Regions from separate parts of the Homo sapiens genome. Here all the other regions are linked to region 2. A link is an interaction called in ENCODE POLR2A ChIA-PET data of the cell type or tissue named here. Cell type or tissue: MCF 10A. All regions are shown on one strand. Each heading gives the region's core, and the rest is flanking DNA. Links, peaks and the distances in the headings are about the cores only.

What was found. ChIA-PET counts read pairs that join two places held together with the same protein. Peaks named below come from ENCODE experiments on the same cell type or tissue, not always from the same donor. Only the 100,000 strongest peaks of a DNase experiment are listed, where the experiment ranks them.
Region 1: POLR2A ChIA-PET joins it to region 2 with 26 read pairs; 1 of 35 experiments calls an interaction of 5 or more read pairs at or near these places.
Region 3: POLR2A ChIA-PET joins it to region 2 with 5 read pairs; 1 of 35 experiments calls an interaction of 5 or more read pairs at or near these places.

The regions. Positions count from the first base shown.
Region 1 is chr9:21,851,840-21,858,248 of GRCh38, reverse strand. It overlaps MTAP (methylthioadenosine phosphorylase), which reads right to left. Exons shown (of 8, transcript NM_002451.4): 6 at 3,379-3,618. Among named protein-coding and RNA genes, the nearest start is that of MTAP, 52 kb to the right of the region's middle. In MCF 10A, for the core only: no CTCF peak of the experiment used is centred there; a DNase peak (open chromatin) is centred at 3,428.
Region 2 is chr9:21,685,392-21,691,800 of GRCh38, reverse strand. No RefSeq gene overlaps it. Among named protein-coding and RNA genes, the nearest start is that of MTAP, 110 kb to the left of the region's middle. RefSeq lists an enhancer at 6,117-6,409. In MCF 10A, for the core only: no CTCF peak of the experiment used is centred there; DNase peaks (open chromatin) are centred at 2,900 and 3,420.
Region 3 is chr9:22,165,924-22,172,332 of GRCh38, reverse strand. No RefSeq gene overlaps it. Among named protein-coding and RNA genes, the nearest start is that of CDKN2B, 160 kb to the right of the region's middle. In MCF 10A, for the core only: no CTCF peak of the experiment used is centred there; DNase peaks (open chromatin) are centred at 1,982 and 2,882.

The DNA of each region.
Region 1 (6,409 bases), core at 1,104-5,103, 170 kb before region 2:
GCTGTTCTCTTCATGTCCACAGCCGAAGGGATTACAATGTTAAAACTGTTGCTACACTGGAAAACCAAACAGGTACGTTTCTCCTTAGAAAATTATTCCAGCTACTAAAGAAAAATATTATGGAATTAAAATACCACCATTTTTATGGCTCCCAGTGAATTAATGGATTGGCTGCTAACATCACAAACCGAACCAAACAAAATCCCAAATAAACCACTCATTATGTGCTTCCTGATGAAAAAATAAAATGCTACCTTAAGACACCTGAATCTGATTAAATTTCTAAATCTAGCTACCAATTTATAGACAATACAGAGGACAGAGAAGCCTATTAAACTACTCCAAGGAGATGATTTCAGCAATTCAGACTGTGGGAAACTCAACAGGACAAATGATCTGGTTCCTTCATAAAAAGCTTGCAACCAAAAGAATAATTTAAGGCATTTAACCAGAAATTTAAATTCTGGCTGGGTATATTAAAGAATTATTATTGGAGAATGAAAATGATAATGTGCTCATGTTAGATACCTCCTGAAGTGTTTATGGATAAAATTATTGATGGGAGTAATAATCATATTGGTTGTAAGTTAATATAATGGTTGAAGCTAGATGCTGAATTCATGGAAGCTCGTGCTATTAGCTACTTCTGTATATGACTAAAATAGCTTCATAAGAAAAAGTTGAAGAAAGTGAACACAAAATTACCATCAGAGATAGAGTACTTGACATGCCTTCCTATGCTTCGAAGAAATCCAGCATTCAGGGACACAAGGATTACATCTTTCTATTTCCTTAAGCATAGTCCAGATCCCACCCACAAACACCAAGATGTGTATAGGAAAAAATGATGAACACTGTAGCAGAGGGGAGTTTGCACTACTATGGGAACACAAAGCAGTGACAGGCTGGGTATCTGCCAGGCACATGTAAATGATATGTTTTAAGCTGAGTCTTTGAATGCAGACATGAAGCATCCAAGAAATTTGCCTTGTATTTACTCATTTCCTTATATATTTTTCCTGTGACTGGTTATTTCTGTATAGACACTGACCTCCCTTCTCTTTGTTCCAGCTGTTGGGCTTCACCCAAAATGTCCTTCCTACTGACCTTCCCAAAATAAACCCTCTCTTCAAGGTGCAGTTTAAATGCTTTTCCCTGATACTACCCACCTCTCAGGCCCCCCACTCCATCAGAGCCACCATCTGATGACCACCCTCTTACAAGCCAGCATTATACTAGCTTTTTTACATATCTCATTTGGTTTAATTCTTCCAGTAATCTTTCAAGGTCTAACTGACTAAACAATGACTAAACAACCTCCACTCCTCACCCAGAGCCCTGGCTTCATTCTACAGAAGAGTAAACAAGTGAAATAACTCGCCCAATGTGACAAGCAAATGGAGCAACTCAAATCTGAAGATGGGTTTAGAGAACTCCAAATCCTTTTTGCCATGCCAGGCTGCAACACACGATTGGCTGAAATAATGCCATCTTTCTGTGGGCCTTCCTTGTAGCATTTAACACTGTCTTCAAGCCTTTCCACTTACAGAGCTTAATTTCTCTGCTTTTCAATAAAGTAGCTCCAGCTGACTATTTCCCCAACCTCATTTGGCTACTAAAGGAAATCACTGCTGGTTCTACAAAGGAGGAGACATATGTTATTAGACTGAGCAGAAAGCCACAGGCAGGAAGCAAACCGCTCTCAGGGTGTGGCAGGGGCTGGAGTTTCCTATTAATTGGAAGCAGCTTCTTGACATTACGAGGCTGAGTTGTTCCTTAGGTTACCAAAGCTGCCAAATAAGATATTATGTTGTGACTTAATGTAATAATTTGCGAATCTCTTACATAAAAGGCATCCTAGTACTAAGCAAACAGTTTATTACACTGAAGAGTCATCATAAGGAATTCATGAAAAACAAAGAACCTGTGTTCATCTATGACCCAAAACACTGTACACATTAGATAGTAAAACAAACTCTCTAAAACGGTGGTACAATATTAGGCCTCTTTGGAGATGTCACTTACCCTAAATGTGCTCAGAAAGTCACCCCTAAATGTTTTCCTTACTTCAAAAGTGACTGCAGTTTTGTCGTCCCTTTATCTTAAAATGAGATAAATGACAGGACGAACGATCTAGTTTATTCAAGTAACACAAGGAATAAAAAGAGAAAGAGGTGAAAATTAGATTAAAAGAGACAAGAGGTAATCATTAAAATACAACATATGGATTGTAAGGGATTCTGATTTGATCAAATTGTTAAAAATTATGAGACTGAAGGAAAAAGGAATAGTCTGAATATTTGATTATATTAAGAAATTAATATCATTATTTTTGTACAATGATGGCATGGTTATAACTTAATTTTAAAAAGACCTTTTAGGAAAATATTTACTTCACAATGAGGGCAGGGGAGAAATAGGTAGGGACATACCTATCACACAAGATTGGCCATGGCTAATTGTGGAACCTAAGTGATGGGTACCTGGAATTCATTATATTCCACCCTGTACTTACACAGATGTTTAAAGTTTTGTTTTGTTTTGTTTTGGAAGCTGACCTCATTGTTCCAGTGTCCTCAAATTCCAGCTGGATCCTGCTGCCTTCCCTGCCTGAACCCCTCACTGTCCTTCCATCTGAAACCCTTACCATGGTCTGTATGGCCTGGCCCTACTGTATTGCATCCCTCCTCTCTCTCCCTTCTCCCCAGTCTCCCTCCTTTCCACTCTACTCAATCATGCCCTTCTTGCCCATCACACTTAAAACAGGAAGGCTTCTCATACTTCAAATATTTGGTCTGGTCAACTCTATTCAGTTGACCTAGTGTACCCTTGTACCTCACCATTCTATTTCTTTATAACCGTTAGCTTTCTTATATTGGTTTGCTTAACTTCTATCTCCATCCGACAGAATGTCGGCTCCTTAAGGACTTCTCTGTTTGTTGTCACATTTCTATGCTGAACAGAGTATCCAGCCACGGTACGTTAAATAGATGGATGTGAACATACAGCCCTCTCATGAGGAAAGGGTTAATAGATTTTTTTCCTTCTTGAAAACAAAAAACAGTAGCATAGCAGCAGAAATTGGCAATCAAAATACACCTTTATCCTGAAAATAAGGCCCAAGTCTTAGTATGATTCTCAACACATCTACCTGCCTACAATGTACTATTTTCACTACTGATCCTTGGGTAAAAGTGTCTCTTTCTTTCCTTTGATCTTTGTTCTTACCTTCCAATGGAACTACAGAAAATATTAACAACTTCAAAACCTTGTAGAAAGGCACTTTCTGAAACTAACGTAATAGAAACAAACAGTTAAGACACCCTATTGGCACCCAGAAACCCATGCTATATGTGCTTAGAAAAGAATTCCACCTACTGCTTCCTCGTGCTCCTTCCAGCAGTCATAATCTGTCGCCATGGCGATACTTGCGTAACAAATTCCAGCCTCCTTAGCAAGAACCACCTCTGGAACTGTGGTCATGTTGATAACATCCGCCCCCCAGGTGCGGAACATGAAGCTTTCTGCCCGGGAGCTAAAACGAGGTCCCTCGATTGTGACCATTGTCCCCTTTGAGTGGCACCGGAGTCCTAGCTTCTTAGCAGTCTCTATAAGAACCTAGAAAAGAAAAACCAGAAACTTCAAAACATACTAGCACATGCACAACTTAAGGCTGCACTTCCCCCCAATGTTTACCAAGTTGATTTCTTAAAGATGATTTGTCACTATAATAAATGCCTACTATCTGCCAGGCTCTCAGAAAAAACCTAGAGGACCACAGAAGGGTGTTTCCTGGACCCTTTCTCATTCACATAATCCTGTTTCCCCAGCCCTTTGCATGTAGAAACTAATAGCTACACAAGCAAGCACTGAGCTCTTTCTACTCGCCAGGCATTTGTTTATATGCTTTAATCTCATTTGCTTCTTAACAACTTTAAGAGACTAAGCTGGTTTGAGAATACAGACTGGAGTCTTAACTTTTAACCTCGCAGGCTAAGCTAAGGTGCCTCTCGTCGCTTATCTTCTCAAACAGGTGTGTTGAGTTCTATTTCCAGGCTTCTGAAAAGTTAATTCTCATTACTTTTAAAAATACAGAATCTGAAGACTTCTGTAAAAGCTTTTGCTGGTTAGAAAGTGATTTCTCTTTTGCCTATTGCCTTTCCACAGAGTTGTGCTGATTGTTTTTCTGTTCACAGGGATAAACATCTTGGAATTCCTTTAGTGGCAAGGCTAGGCATGGATTTTTAGAAACATCATTGAAAAGTTCGATCCTTTTCTCCAGTGTTTTATTTAATACTGCACATCTAATCTTCAAGTTATTAATTACCTTCATTTTTTCTTAGCTTATTCAATATTCCCTTTTAATTAAAAAAAAGTCTTTTCAACTTAACTGTTAACTTACTGAAGCACTGTTGAAAAATCATCTCTGTATGCCTTAGTTTTCTCAAGTGTAAATTGAGAATAATGATATCGCATAATTCAATTGTATGAGGAAGATTAAATGAACTAAGGTATATACAAGCATAGAAGCATGCCAGGTGCGCTGTAAACACTGTATGCACTAAGCTGGTCTTCTAACAATCATTAATACTGGCAGCTTCTACACATATTTGGCTAACCTTCCTGGGATACTATATAAATAAAGTGGAGTGACTCAAAGTCAAAGTCTCCAATCTGGGCAAAGTCTCACCTGCACATGTGTTCATCACATAAACAAATTAACCTATTTCCTTAAAAAATAACTTACACTATGCCACTGCAATGGGAAACAGAATTTTCACAAGAGTCTTGGCAACTCAAAATTTAGCAAGCTATGGACAATGAACAGTTGATGCTACATCATGTTTATCTTATAAATGCTGAAAATAAAATTATGCTTAATTAACACTTTTCCCTAAAAAGTATATGTTATAAATGCAAAAGCCTAAATCTCTACCCCACCCCCTTTTCCCCCCTAAAGTTAAGACATAACAAGCCCACTCCCGCTGGTTCAATAATGTCTTTAAAGATCCTGAATAACTGAACCATATGCTTGGCTAAAGTTCACAGTGCTTCTAGAGATGAATGGCTCTTGACAAGTCCTCACTGTCACTCTGGCACTTTGGGAGATAGGTACCATGCTTATGAGGAGGAGGAAGAAATGGAGGCTATGAATATATGTCAGCCACCTGAACCAGCATTTTGCATTCCTTCAAGAACAGCTAACACTATCTTAAGGCAGCAAAAAATATCAAATACAGGGTCAAGGTCCAGGTCTGAGTTTAAGATGATTTCATTTTCTTACCTCGTGTAATCACTGAACTACTAAACAGACGGATGTGGTAGTGAAAGTACCACAACCCTCACCAAGGAACTAGCAATATTAGATCACCAGCCTAAACAGATTTAATGTCAGGACTTTCATATTAACTCCTAAAATGAATAGAAGTAACACTGCTTTTGGAACACGTATTTGTACATGGTACAAAACTTAAATAGTACAAGGAAAACCACTGTCCCTTCCCAAGGGAAACCATTATTACCAGGCTTTTTTTTTTTTTTCATTTCAATAGTTTTTGGGGAGCAAGTGGTTTATTGTGATGTATATAAGTTCTTTAGTAGTGATTTCTGGGATTCTGATGCACCTGTCACCCAAGAAATGTACACTATACCCAATGTGTAGTCTTTTATCCCTGATTCTCCTCTCCCACTTCCCCCAGAGGCCCCAAAGTCCATTACATCATTTTTTTTTTTTTTTTTGAGATGGAGTCTCACTCTGTCGCCCACGCTGGAATGCATTAGTGCGATCTTGGCTCACTGCAACCTCTGCCTCACGGGTTCAAGCAGTTCTCTGGCTCAGCCTCCTGATTAGCTGGGATTACAGGCACCCGCCACCACGGCCAGCTAATTCTTTTCTTTGTATTTTAGTAGAGACCCCTTTCACCATCTTGGCCAGGCTGGTCTTGAACTCCTGACCTTGTGATCCACCCACCTCGGCCTCCCAAAGTGCTGGGATTATAGGCATGAGCCACTGCGCCCGGCCCTATTATATCATTCTTATGCCTTTGCATCCCCATAGCTTAGCTCCCACTTACAAATGAGGACATAACGATATTTAGTTTTCCATTCCCGAGTTACTTCACTGAGAATAATGGTCTCCAACTCCATCCAGGTTGCTGCAAATGCCATCATTTTGTTCTTTTTTATGGCTAAGTAGTATTCCATTGTATTAGTCAGAGTTCTCTAGAGGGACATAACTAATAAAGGGGAGTTTATTAAGTATTAACTCACATGATCACAAGGTCCCACAATGGGCCATCTGCAGGCTGAGGAGCAAGGAGAGACAGTCCAAGTTCCAAAACTGAAGAACTTGGAGTTTGATGTTGGAGGGCAGGAAGCATCCAGCATGGGAGAAAGATGTAGACTGGGG
Region 2 (6,409 bases), core at 790-4,789:
GCCTATGTCTCTCCTGATATGTACATGTTGCTTAGGCTCCATCCCAGGTTTCTTCCTCCTTATACATACCCTCCCTGGAAAGTCTCCTCTATTTCCATGACTTCTGTAGCCTATATGCTAAGACATTTATTTCTTATCCAAATTTATTTCTTCAGTTCATTCCTCTCTCCTCATCCAGGTCATCCTTTCAACTGCTGATCAACCTCTTTACCTTGCATTCCAATAATGGCTGGTATTCATTCAGCCAATAAAAAAAATTTAGTGAGTATCTACTACATACCAGGCACAGTGTATGTACTACAGCTATGATGGAGATCAAGGAGACAGTATAGTTGGGATGCAGACCTACAAACAGGCAATATAACATAGTGTGATACATGCTATGACAGAGGTAAGTTCAAAGGAGAGGGGAAATTAACCAGTCTTGAGAATGGTTGCTAACTTTAACCCCATTCTGCCCCCTAGCATACCACATGGCACATATTAGGTGCTTAATACACATTTGTTAAATTAAGTGACATCAAAGGTAGAATTTGACAATGAGTTAGTAATACCAGGTGAAGGGGCTCAGAGAGGCTGAAATTATTTCCTAAGACTAAGAAATCTACAAAGGCTCAAGGGATAAAGTGTGTCTGGAGTGATCTTGAGGCAAGTATTTTGGAATAGCCGAAGTGGGACTCAGAAGCTCAGTATACATTAGTTTTCTTCTCCCCTTGTATAACTATTTTACATATATTGTCTCTTTAGGTTCTCAGGTAATTGTTTAAATTTGCACGCTAAGTATAATTATCCCAATTTTGCAGATTAGGAAACTGAGGCTCAGAGGGATTGGATGATTTACAAAGTCCCCTAGCTAGAGTCAACTTCATAGTCAGTGTCAGTGATGTCACCTGCGCAGCTGCATAGAAGTTGTTTTTTGTAAGTGAAGTTAGATGGGACAAGGGAACATATGCATAAGCAGATGGGCTACACATAGTGTGTGCTCTTTCCCATCCCATGAGCACAGAATTCTGTTGTGGAATGTGTGAGGTCAGTAAAACCAAAAATCAGTACAAAGTAAGTGTGTCATATCTATGACTGAGCAAGCTTACTATTCAAACCAGAATTTGCTTTAAATGCAAAAAGAGGGCAATAGTGTGCTAAGTAACACAAACGACAAAGAAATCTTTTATACTCATGTTACTTCCCTGTACGAGCCAATCCTTTATGCTGAAAATTATAACACAGAAGGAAAAGGAAAGATAGGGCAATGCACACTTTTTAAAAAGTCTTTCCTTATTTATTCATAAGTTGAAAGGAGAGAGTGTTGGCAGAATGTGAGTGTTCTATATCAAGAAATGAAATAAAACAGTTGAAGTAGTGCAGTGTTTTCACTGTTCTGGTAAGAATAAAATACATGGGTGTATTCAAACTAAATGCTCTTATATATGCATTTCAAACTGGTATTGCTCAATATAAAGATATATGATGAAATGATAAAATTCATGCCAATAATTTAAATTAAAATCTTCTTTATTTAGAACATTAAATAACAAATAAAAACACCATAAGAAGCTGAAGATGGTCTGTCAAAGGAAGAAAAAAGATTTCATTTTAGTACTTTTAATGGCACTCTTTTTCTACCTTTTTAATAAGGGACTCCACATTTTCATTTTGTAATAGGCCCTAAAAATTATGTAGCTCATCTTGTCTGCAGCTAATAAATGATCAAGCTGAAATTTGATCTCAGGTTTTCGGCATCCAAATTACACAACATACCCTATTTCCTGTGATAGTATGTGGTATTAATCCAGTGAGGTCTATGCATCATTTACCATTTTGACTGCCATAGCTTCTCTTGTCTTTGAAGGATGAAACTATATTAACTGTAGTGGATGCTGAATACCCTCCCCAAATTTCCTATTCATGACTGAGACATTTATTGCCCCAGCTGCCACATTAGCTGTTGAAGGTTTACAAATGTGTCCCTGCCTCAGAAATGCCTTTGGCCAAAGAGAGCTCCTTGCCTCAATTTAGGACAATTCTGAAAGGCCATCCCAGCTCCAGAGCTCCCCAAAGGACTGACTGTGGCCTTCATTGCTACTGAATTGCAGATCAGCTTCTTTCTCTGCCAGTTCTTCCTTCACTCTCTCCTGGGTCTTACTCCCAAAAGTCCCACAATAAACTTCCAGTACACAAATCTCTGGCTCTGGGTCTCTCTCCCACGAAATCCAACCTAGGAAGTCAACAGTGGACACTGAATTGTAACAAATATGTCTTGCATTTTTCAAATGGACAATTTACAGTGTATTCATTTGCTAAACGTTCAGTTTTCTGCTTACTTTTACTGTAGCCATAGCTGCAATTACCTTTACTTTTACTCATACCCAGTGAGAACCTGTTATTTTAGTGTTTTACACTGTGGAGTCTCTTTCTGTAAGTTTGGTGGCTCAGCTCTTGCTGAGCTGGAGAAACCGTAATTCCTAAACAAACCAGGAACCCCTTTTACAACCAGTTTAAAATGCAGTTCCTGCTCTTTTAAGCATTTTTCTCACTCAAGGGGAGAAGTATCAAAGCCAGTCATTTGAGGGTGAATCCGTTATCCACCTGAATCATTTTAAAGAAATTATTAAATATCCATGTCTCTTTGTCACCTTAAATGCTTTTGAGTTAAATTTACTCTGAAGTTTTCAACTTGAATTTTCTAAACTATGATCTAAATATTATTCTTTAAAGCAGACTTATTATGGGTCAGGTTAGCTATAAAAGTAATTCTTACTCATGTTCATTTAATTAAAAACATCTCGAAATACATAAATGTCCCAGGCACAAGTTGGTACTGCCCCAGAACAAGTCTGCTGTATACAATGACATTTATTATGATTAAGTGTACATTCTGTAACTCATTTTGGAAACATTTGACTGACTCAACCCTAACTGTTGGCTACCAGAATCAGGAAGATGAAAATATAATAGCTTCTGAGTCATGAGGTGTGGATAAATATATTTTGTAATATATTTAAGAAAAGAAAATCATCCATAGAGAGGACATTTGATCATTTTTAGACCTTGTGGATTTTCCAACCAGTCCAGATCAAATCCTGGATATTGGTAGTTAGCAGAGGATCAAATGTGCCACAAATGTGAAAGAGTCAGTATATTTTATTTTGATTGGATCATGGACTACACCCTTTCTTTTACTCTCTCTCCTTGTTCATGTCAACCACACACATATACGTGGATACACAACTAAACTCTATTCCCCAATGTTATCTGTTAAATAAAACTGAACTCTGAATACAAAAACAAACTGTTTTAAAAACCTCACCTCATATCAAAAGGCAGCTCTGAATGTCCAAAGTGAAACTAAAACAACTGAGTCGATGATGTCCGGGCCCAGAGCCACATGTATTCCTGAGTGCGCAGATGGCAGACACTTGGATGTGTAGTGCTGTGATGAGACAGCAAATTTTGTCATGTATTAATACATGTGGCTTGTGGTCATTCATAGAACAATGTGGACTCCAAAGGGAGCCAAAAGGAGCCGCTTGCCAGGACTGTATCTCCCAAGGCCTAGAGTCATTCCATCAATGCTTTGGCTGTGAAGCGACTAAGGCAGCTGCCAATTGACCCCTCATTTATAAAGACACAAAACAAAAATCAATTTAGGTCCTAATAAAGCAGGCCAAGTGTGAGAATATCGGAAATAGGAAGCACTGGAGGCCGGGCACGGTGGCTCATGCCTGTAATCCCAGCACTTTGAGAGGCTGAGGCAGGCAAATCGCTTGAGCCCGGCAAATTGCTTGAGCCCAGGAGTTCAAAACCAGCCTGGGCAACATGGTGAAACCCTATCTCTATGGAAAATACGAAAATTAGCCAGGTGTAGTGACATGCACCTGTAGTCCCAGGTACTCAAGAGGCTGAGAAGGGAGGATGGCTTGAGCCTGAGAGGCGGAGGTTGTAGTGAGCTGAGATTGTGCCATTGCACTCCAGTCTGAGTGACAGAGTGTGATCTTGTCTTAAAAAAAAAAAAAAGAAGTACTGGAAAGCCCTGAAACCATATCAAGGGGCAACTACTGCTCAGCTTTGTTGTCATAATGTGGTAATGTACAATGTAGTAATGCCAAATCTTAGGGGTATCAGAAATCAGATGTTATAAAATACATTACTTTTAAACTGTGTTTGGATTAGCAGAACACATTTCCCAAGTCTTCATAATGGCTACAAACAGGTGTTTGCTACTTCTCTAACCTCCTTCCTACAAGCCTCCTACCAATCTCTCACTCCCTCTGTCACCACCACATTGACCCAGCTGTTCCTGAGCTGTGCAGTGCACTCTCCTGTCTCAAGGCCACTGCACCAGCACTTTCCTCATCAGGAGCACCCTTTCCCTACATAGCCACATAGCTCATTCCTTCATCTCCTTCATGTCTTTTATTAAATGTCTTCACCTCAGTGAGACCTTCCTTGACCACCCTATTTGAAATCGTATCCTCTCCCCACACTTCCTCCCAACTTGATTTTGTTCAAAAACACTTGTCTTCCTCTAATATTATGAATTTTATTTATTGGATTTGTTTTCTATCTCTTCCAACAATAGAATGTAAACTACTCGAAGACAGAGATTTTAGTTTATTTTGCTCATGGCTATGTCCCCAGTGCCTAGAACAGAGGCTGGCATATAGTAGAAACTTCATTAATGATTTTTTAAATGAAGGACTGAATACATAGATGAATCTGCAAGCCATCTTTGTTCTGTGGTTTGGGCTTCCAATTTTTGACATCTTATTTACACTGAAAATCTTATAGCACACCCTGAAGGAAAGAGAGATGATATAGTTTGGGCAGTGAACATCTAAATTATTCCTTTCTAGGAAAGTCAAATAATCAAATGACATCATCCACAAAATTGCAGAGCATTTCTTTCAGTTATAATGTCCTACATAAGCAAACTAAAGCGTACACAATCATGTCAAACTTATTAATCTCATGATATTTTAGTCGCTCTATTTTCATTCAGTGTTTATTCAATAATCATGAGGCCTTAGAATTTAAACTGCTCAGAACAAGTCCCCTTACCCACAATGTTGAGCTTCAGGTTAAGTCTAAAATTAAGCATATTTCCTTTGCTGATTGGGAAATGAAAATAAATATGAGAGAGGCAAGAGGGAGCAAAGATTAAGCCTGATCTTTGTGAAGGAAAAAAGTTAATTCACGAAGATTATGTTTTCTCTGAAAGACTCACCTTTCCCCTTTACTCTGGCCTATATGAGTCAAAATTTTGGATGCTATTCTTAAGAATTCAGGTCATTTCTCTCTCTCCTTCTACTCTTTGCTCAGAAAAGCTTCAGACAAAGCCACTAAATTTACAAACTAAAATTCAGGTTGTGGGTGTGTGTATTTTTGTGTTCTCTGACATAAGAACAGACCAAACATATAGCACTCTTCAAGGACATAGGATAGATGAACATATGTTAATATACAACAGATGTCATGAGAAGCATGAAATACATTTCATGACTCCATAGTAAATTTTGTAAGTCATTGCCACAAGAATTGGTACATAATGAAAATATAAACGTTTGAAAAAGATGAATTCTTACATAAAAATAGATTCTTAATAATTTATGAAAGGTGAATTATTTGGATATATTCTTTGCCCCTTCGAAGTATGTGACAAGTAGGGTTTAGTCTAAAACAGAAACCTCTTTAGCTATTCAATCAGGAAATTTAATTTAGGGTTTACAAAACATTGTAAGACAAGAAAATCAGGGAAACTGCCACAAGTATTCAGGAAATCAGGTAAGGCAGGAGTTGCAGGGGACCTTCATCACCTGTCTCAGTTGTCTGAAGCACCTAAGTAGGTGATTTTCAGGCAGACCCCCAAAAGTCACTGGCAAAACCTCAGATCTGCTATCTGCCAGTGACCCTGTACCTGCTCACTAACTCCAGAGCAATAACAGTGCCTTCTCTTCCACCTTCTCGTGCAAGTGTCTCTCGTTAGAAGACCCTAAATCAGAGCACTACTTACAAGGAGTCTAGAAAACATAGCCTTTATGTTTCTGGGCCTTGCTTCCAGGGAGAGTGAAGAAGGCCCCATGCTGAGACACCAACAGACAATCCTGCTCCAAGTTGAAACCAGTGGAAACAGCGTACTTTTCCTCTGTTTTCTGCAAATGGACTCAATCCATTTAGGCTGAGGCAGGCGAATTCTAGCATGACCCAGTATACCAAACTGTTCTTATGAAAGAACCAGCCACTCCCAGAACCACCAGTGGGTTTAACAACCTTTTTTTTTTTACGGCGTTTTCATTCTCTTAATAAGACAATCCCAGTCTTCTTTTCACTCACATTCACTGATTCCTTTAAAGAGTTAATTCTGCTGAAAGGTCTTGCTCTATGTGTACATTTCTTAACTGGCATCCCTACT
Region 3 (6,409 bases), core at 767-4,766, 480 kb before region 2:
ACCAACCATGGTATATTTATCACCAACCATGGTATATTTATCACCATGACTCCACAATGTACAGGGAAAGACTTCTAAAACTAGAAAGTAAGAAGGAAACGCTCCCTTTTCTGTCCTCAAACAAAATTGTTAACGACCTTCCAAAATTCATTCCAATATTCTTTTTCATCTTCTTTAAACATGGTCATATGGGTTTTGTAAATATTGCCTTCTAAGAAGAAAAGATTGTTCACTAGCAATGAAGGCATTCATTTTTTAATTAGCAAATTAATAAAAACATCAATTAGTAAGTTTCTTTAATGTCAATAATGAAGTTAGGGGACATCAGCCCTTATCACTGACTTATCACACAATAAAAAGGTTGCGTGATAATAGGACAAAAAGGGTTGTGTTCAAATAATCATGCTTATCACCTTAGACTTCCAAGGGGCTATAAAGTGCTCTAGCTATCTTATGCCTCCCCTTCCAAGTGTGAAGCTGATAAGAAGAGCGGTCCTCTCTCTTACTGATTGCAGGCCTAAAACAAAAACAGTCAATTGCCTTTCCTGGCTAACAAAGTCACCTCTAAACTGAGGGTGATATCATAAATTCTTTATTATCTGGAATGGTTAATTTTCTGTGTCAATCTGGCTAGTTGACGGTGCCAAGTGTTTTGTCAAACACCAGGCTAGATGTTGCTGTGATGCTATTTTTTAGATACAATTAACATTTAATTAGTAGACTTTGAGTAAAGCAGGTTGCCTTCCATAATGTGGGTGGGCCTCATCCAATCAGTGGGAGGCTGTAACAGCACAGACTGAGGTTTCCTGAACAGGGAGAAATTCACCTTAAGATTGCAACACAAAAACCCTGGCTGAGTCTCCAGCCTCTTGCCCTGTGGAATTCAGGCTCAATACTACAATATCAACTGTTATCTGAATTTCCAGGCTTCAATCACATAAGCCAATTCATGTATATTCACACACTATTTTAGGGTTTCCAAAGTTTTGGTGAATGAAAAACAAATGACTCTTTTTTAAATTTAAAATAGTTCAAGCAGATGATGTTTCCAATTTCACATTTTATACATCTATAAATAGCACCACATTTTTCTCTCACTTCCTCCTTTGAAATACACAAATGGCTTCCCAACCCTCCAAATCGCTACTGTGGCCTAACTAGGCCCTGTGTGATCTGCCCCAGATAGAAAGTTCAACTAACAGTACCACTATCAACAGACATTTGCACAAATGACTTTCTCCTGCTGGGTATGAACAATCAGTAGAACAAACAGCACCTCAGTCTGTGCCCTTGTGAGCACAGAATTAAAACAGCTGGACATGCATGCTCTTAATCAATCGTTTCCATAGAGTAGAGTATCTGAATGAATTGTCCTTTTCCTAGATAGTTATTTCTATGCAGTCAACTGGGGCCTGTCCTCAGAATCAAATTACCTTGAATTCTGAGAACTTCTGGCTGCCTGATGAAAAGGCTTTATTTATCGGCATTCACTTTTCCAGACTCCATTTCTATAACTGGATCTGTTTCAACCACATGACATTATCATATGAGTGTTAAACTATGACTGTTCTGTTTTTCTAAGGCACACACCCTGATCACTTTGGGGGAACTTGAGAAACACCTTGGTGCCTATGACTAATTAGGATGGCCATCTTGGTCTCATCAGCAGCACATTTTGAAAATTTACTTTATGGTATCATTTTAACTTACTGCCCTAGAGGGTATATTATATCCACTTTTGATCTATTTATTTATTTCACTGTGAGCAGGAAACGTTTTCTGATACAGTCCCTATATTTGGAAAGTAATGCTTCCATTAGGACCTCATGCTCCTCATATACTAACTAAGCATTATTTTCCTTGAATCCATGTGGATTGTCCCTATCTCTGAGCCATCCAGCAGCCTCTCCTAAACTCATCTAATAATCCTTCTATTGTAAACACATTTGGAAGAGGTTAGGTCATCCCATTCCCACCCATTACCAGGAACAGTGCCATGTTTACCTTTTGAGCAATATACTAGTAAAATTTCACATGACAGAAGCAAAAATCTGTAGAAATTAACCAAAAAGAAAGATTAGTCAGAAAATAAATGTCTGGAAAGTTGCAACTGCACCTAAGTTATCAGGGAGACTGTAATACCATATTTCAGGACCTCAACTCACACATGCAGGCACCCACAGACACTTAGGCACACACATGACCACTACAACGACAACAAGAAAAGGGGACAAACTTCACATAATCCTAATCACTTAATAATGCAGGAGAAAACATTTATCTAATTTATCAAAATCTAAATTTGTGGCTATAAGAATTAAATACATCAACAGAAAGAAGAAGGTTTATATAGGACCCAGAAAAAGAGAAGTAAAAAACAAGAAGTGGTCAGAGTACATCTCCTACATCATCCAAGGAGGGGGTGCCTTGAACCTTGAGCTTGGAAATGTTTTTCCACTAGGCAGATAAAAAAGATAATAGTTTATACTCTTATAGTTCCTATTTTATGCCAGGAAAAAGTTTTAATACTATACATTCACTAACTCATTTAATATGCATAACAGTCTATAAGTAGGCACTATTAGTATCCCAATTTTCAGATTTAAAAGCTGAGTCACAAAGAGTTTACTTATATCACTTGCCCAAATCCAAGAGTAGAGCTGGATTTGAATCTAGGCAGTCTGATGCCAGAATTGGCTCTCTAACATTAGAATATAGTAAAAATGGAAAAGACAGCTTCCTTTTATTTTTGGGAAGAGAGAAGAGAAAACAAGCATTTGTTGCAAACTTTTTGATTGCTAAATATCGTGGCAGAAATTTTACATACATTCTGCTGGCAACAGCCCTATGAGTCATATCATCTGATCCTTATTTTACACTGATAGAAACTAGGCCACTGGGATTTCCTGGAGGATCCAGTTACTTTCTTGGGGATCACTGGGAATTTATAAAAGTAAAAACCAGTGTGTTTGTTCCCTTCATTCATCATAAAACTAAGCAACAAGCAAAGTTCCTTTCACTCATTGCATCAGCAACAAGCAAACTGGCCCTAGCAGGAAGACCGAATCTTGAGACTGTGGTTCATTTCTTCATCTGATATGGATCAATGGATCAGCTGATAAAATACACACACACACACACACACACACACACACACACACAAAGACACAAAGGTAATTCAGTTATCTGTTTTCTGAACTGGTCAAATTGAGATGAGTATGACTTAATAAGACCATATTCTTATTATGTGAGTCAACAGAAAGAGTTCTGTTTAACTAAAAAGATGTCTCAGAATCTACAGAATTGAGCATGTTTTCAATCCATCCAGTTGCTCGGTTAGCACCATGAAGACTGGTTTAGATGTAGGAGATAAGGTTCAAAGTTATAATAAAAATTAAAAATTAAGCGGGAGCAAAGATCAACACCCATGAATCTCTCCATGTATGATGATCCATCCAGAGACCTTCCTTTTAAACAAATTTACATTTTCTTTTAATGACAAAAATCATGTATTTTATAAAAGGTCCTATAGAAAACAAAGATTCAAGTTGGAAGACCCTAAAACTTACAAACCTATGATAATCATGTTAGTGTCTGAGGCTAAGACAGCATTCTACAATGCATATATTTTAGATAACATTTGAATCACACTATGTACATATTCTGGGGTTTTTTACTTCCACTTTATCCTGAATATTTTTCTGTGTTATTAAATATTCTTTGAAACTTAAAGACTGCACAATATTTACAACATGGCTCTCCGGCATGGGCATACCACAATATATCTTCTATTTTTGGACATTTATGTTATTAACCAGTTTTCTCTATCATAAACCAACAAGATGGAGGTTGCAAGGTCACCAACTCATTATTCTGAAAATCGATTCATAGAGGGGAAAAACAAGTGTATACATGCTTTTTCAGCATGAACTGTTTTAGGGTAAAAAATTGTTGGAGAGAGAAAGATTTTCTTTACAGAAAATTACTATCTAATTAATGTGAAATAATCAACAGAGTTAGAAAAATACCATTTTATAAATCTTAATGAAATTATAGATCTAGGAAACAGTCACTAATGAATGTTATAACCATTAGGTAAAATTTCAGTGAGGACCTCGATAATGGAGGACTCACCAGAACCTACTAATAAATCTTAACATCACTAAAAGTGGAGTAACCAGAAGTTACATGCCTTCTGGTGTCGTACAACAGGAGTACAGAATCTCAGATATAAAGTATTCTTGCCAAAAAATAAAAATAGAAATGAGCCTGACTCTAATCAATCCTTCCACTTTAAATACTAGCTGATGGAAAATAAGAGTGATACAGGAGGAAAAAAACAAATGATACCATAAAGTAGCCATCAACTAGATCTAGAATGCGAGACATTCTACAGGACAAAATACTTAATTTATTTATCAAATAAGTAACAGGAGAAAGAGGGAAGGGGAAACTGTTATACATTGAAAGAAACTTAAGAGGCCATATGAATACCACATGCAATATGTAGACCTTGTTTGGATTCTAATGTGAACAAAACAGTTGTAAAAAAGACATTCTTGAGACAATTGAGAAATTTGAGCCTAAACTTGTTCAATTCTCTTAAACTTAATAATAGCCTTTGGTTACTTTTTAAAGCTTTTATTATACAGAGAGCTTACAAATAAAATAATAAGAAGCTTTGGATTTGCTTTAAGGTAATCCTGTAGAGAGAGAGAATAAAATAGATAAAATAAGACTAGAAAAATATTAACAATTTTCAAAACTGGGTAGTGAGTACATAGAGATTTATTATAATACTCTTTCTACTTTTATGTTGATGGAAAATGTCAATAATAAAAAGCTTTTTTAAAATATCAAAATACAAATATATGTACATTATATATTTATATTTTGTTGTTGTTTGTTTGAAATTTCAACTAAAATCATAGAGTATATTTAAGGAAGGAGCATTATAAGTCAAAGACATGAAGTTCTTTGAGGTTTTTATTTTTTTGTTTTGGGGTTTTGTGGTTTTTGGGGGTGGAATTTTTTTTTTTTTTTTTTTTTTGAGACAGATTCTCCCTCTTTTTTCCAGGCTGGAGTACAGCGGTGCCATCACAGCTAACTGCAGCCTCGGCCTGCCGCCAGGCTCAACAGATCCTCTGACCTCAGCCTTCCACGTAGTCTGGAGTACAGGCACATACCTCTACATCCAGCTAATTTTTGTATTTTTTGTAGAGACAGGGTTTCACTATGTTGCCCTGGCTGGTCTCAAACTCCTGGGCTCAAGCAATCCACCCACCTCTGCCTCCCAAAGTGCTGGAATTACAGTCATGAGCCACAGCTCCCGGCCTCTTTGAGGTTCTTAAAAACTATTTTAAAAATACATTCCAGAAAGTTTGCACAAAATTATAGTCCCACCAATATATATGCGTCCATTTCACTATACCATGACCAAAATTAGATATATGTATCTTGAAACATCCATTCTATTTTTATAAAGTACAGCTTATTGTAATTAATGTTTTCTTTACAAAATGGGTTTAAATATTTTAATAAAAAGCCATTTGTATGTCTTCTGCATTAAATTGTCTGATTATATTTTTTACCCATGTTTTAATTGTAGTCTTGGTATTATATTTTTTTGTCTTTGATTTGTAAGGGCTTTTGATATTTTAAAAATAACAATCTTTTATCTGATGCCAAATAGTTTCCCATTTGCGCTTGATTTTTATTTTGTTTATTATAAATATACAGAATTAAATGTTTTATGTGATCATATCTATAGATTTGTCTATAGGCAGAACCTCCCTTTGTTACATTTATGCTTAAAAAATCCTGCCATCTCCTGAGATGAGCTAAATATTTATGTTCTTATAGGATTTTTTTAATGACTTACTTTTTACTTTTACACTTTTTATCCATCTGGAATTCATTTTGTTGTATGGCTTATGGGATCAGTTGGGATCTTAGTTTATTATTTTCTAAATAGTAAGCCAATCATTTTTTTCTTTTTCTTACTGATTTAAGATATCACCTGACCTAATAGATCTCTATATATATACTCTGGCATGTTTCTTACCTTCCTGATAACATGACTTCCTCTTACTGTTGAATGTTGTGCCTGTACCACATTACTATGATTTTGTAACTGGTGAATAGACTTGTTAAATGAACTGGGAAAAAATGAGAGATAAAAGGTAAGGGCAAGAGACTATTATTGCAAAGACAATAAATTCATTTCCATGAACATCATCTATATCACCCCATATTTTGTCAGCATCTATACAAAAGCTGTATGCTCTAGGAGAGAGAGGAGAGATTCTGGGGTAAGTGTACAAAGATTCAAAAGCTGGTTTTATTTCTTTACTGACTCTGTGTTCTTAGAAAAAGTACTTAACTTCTCTGATTCTGTCTTCTCCACCAC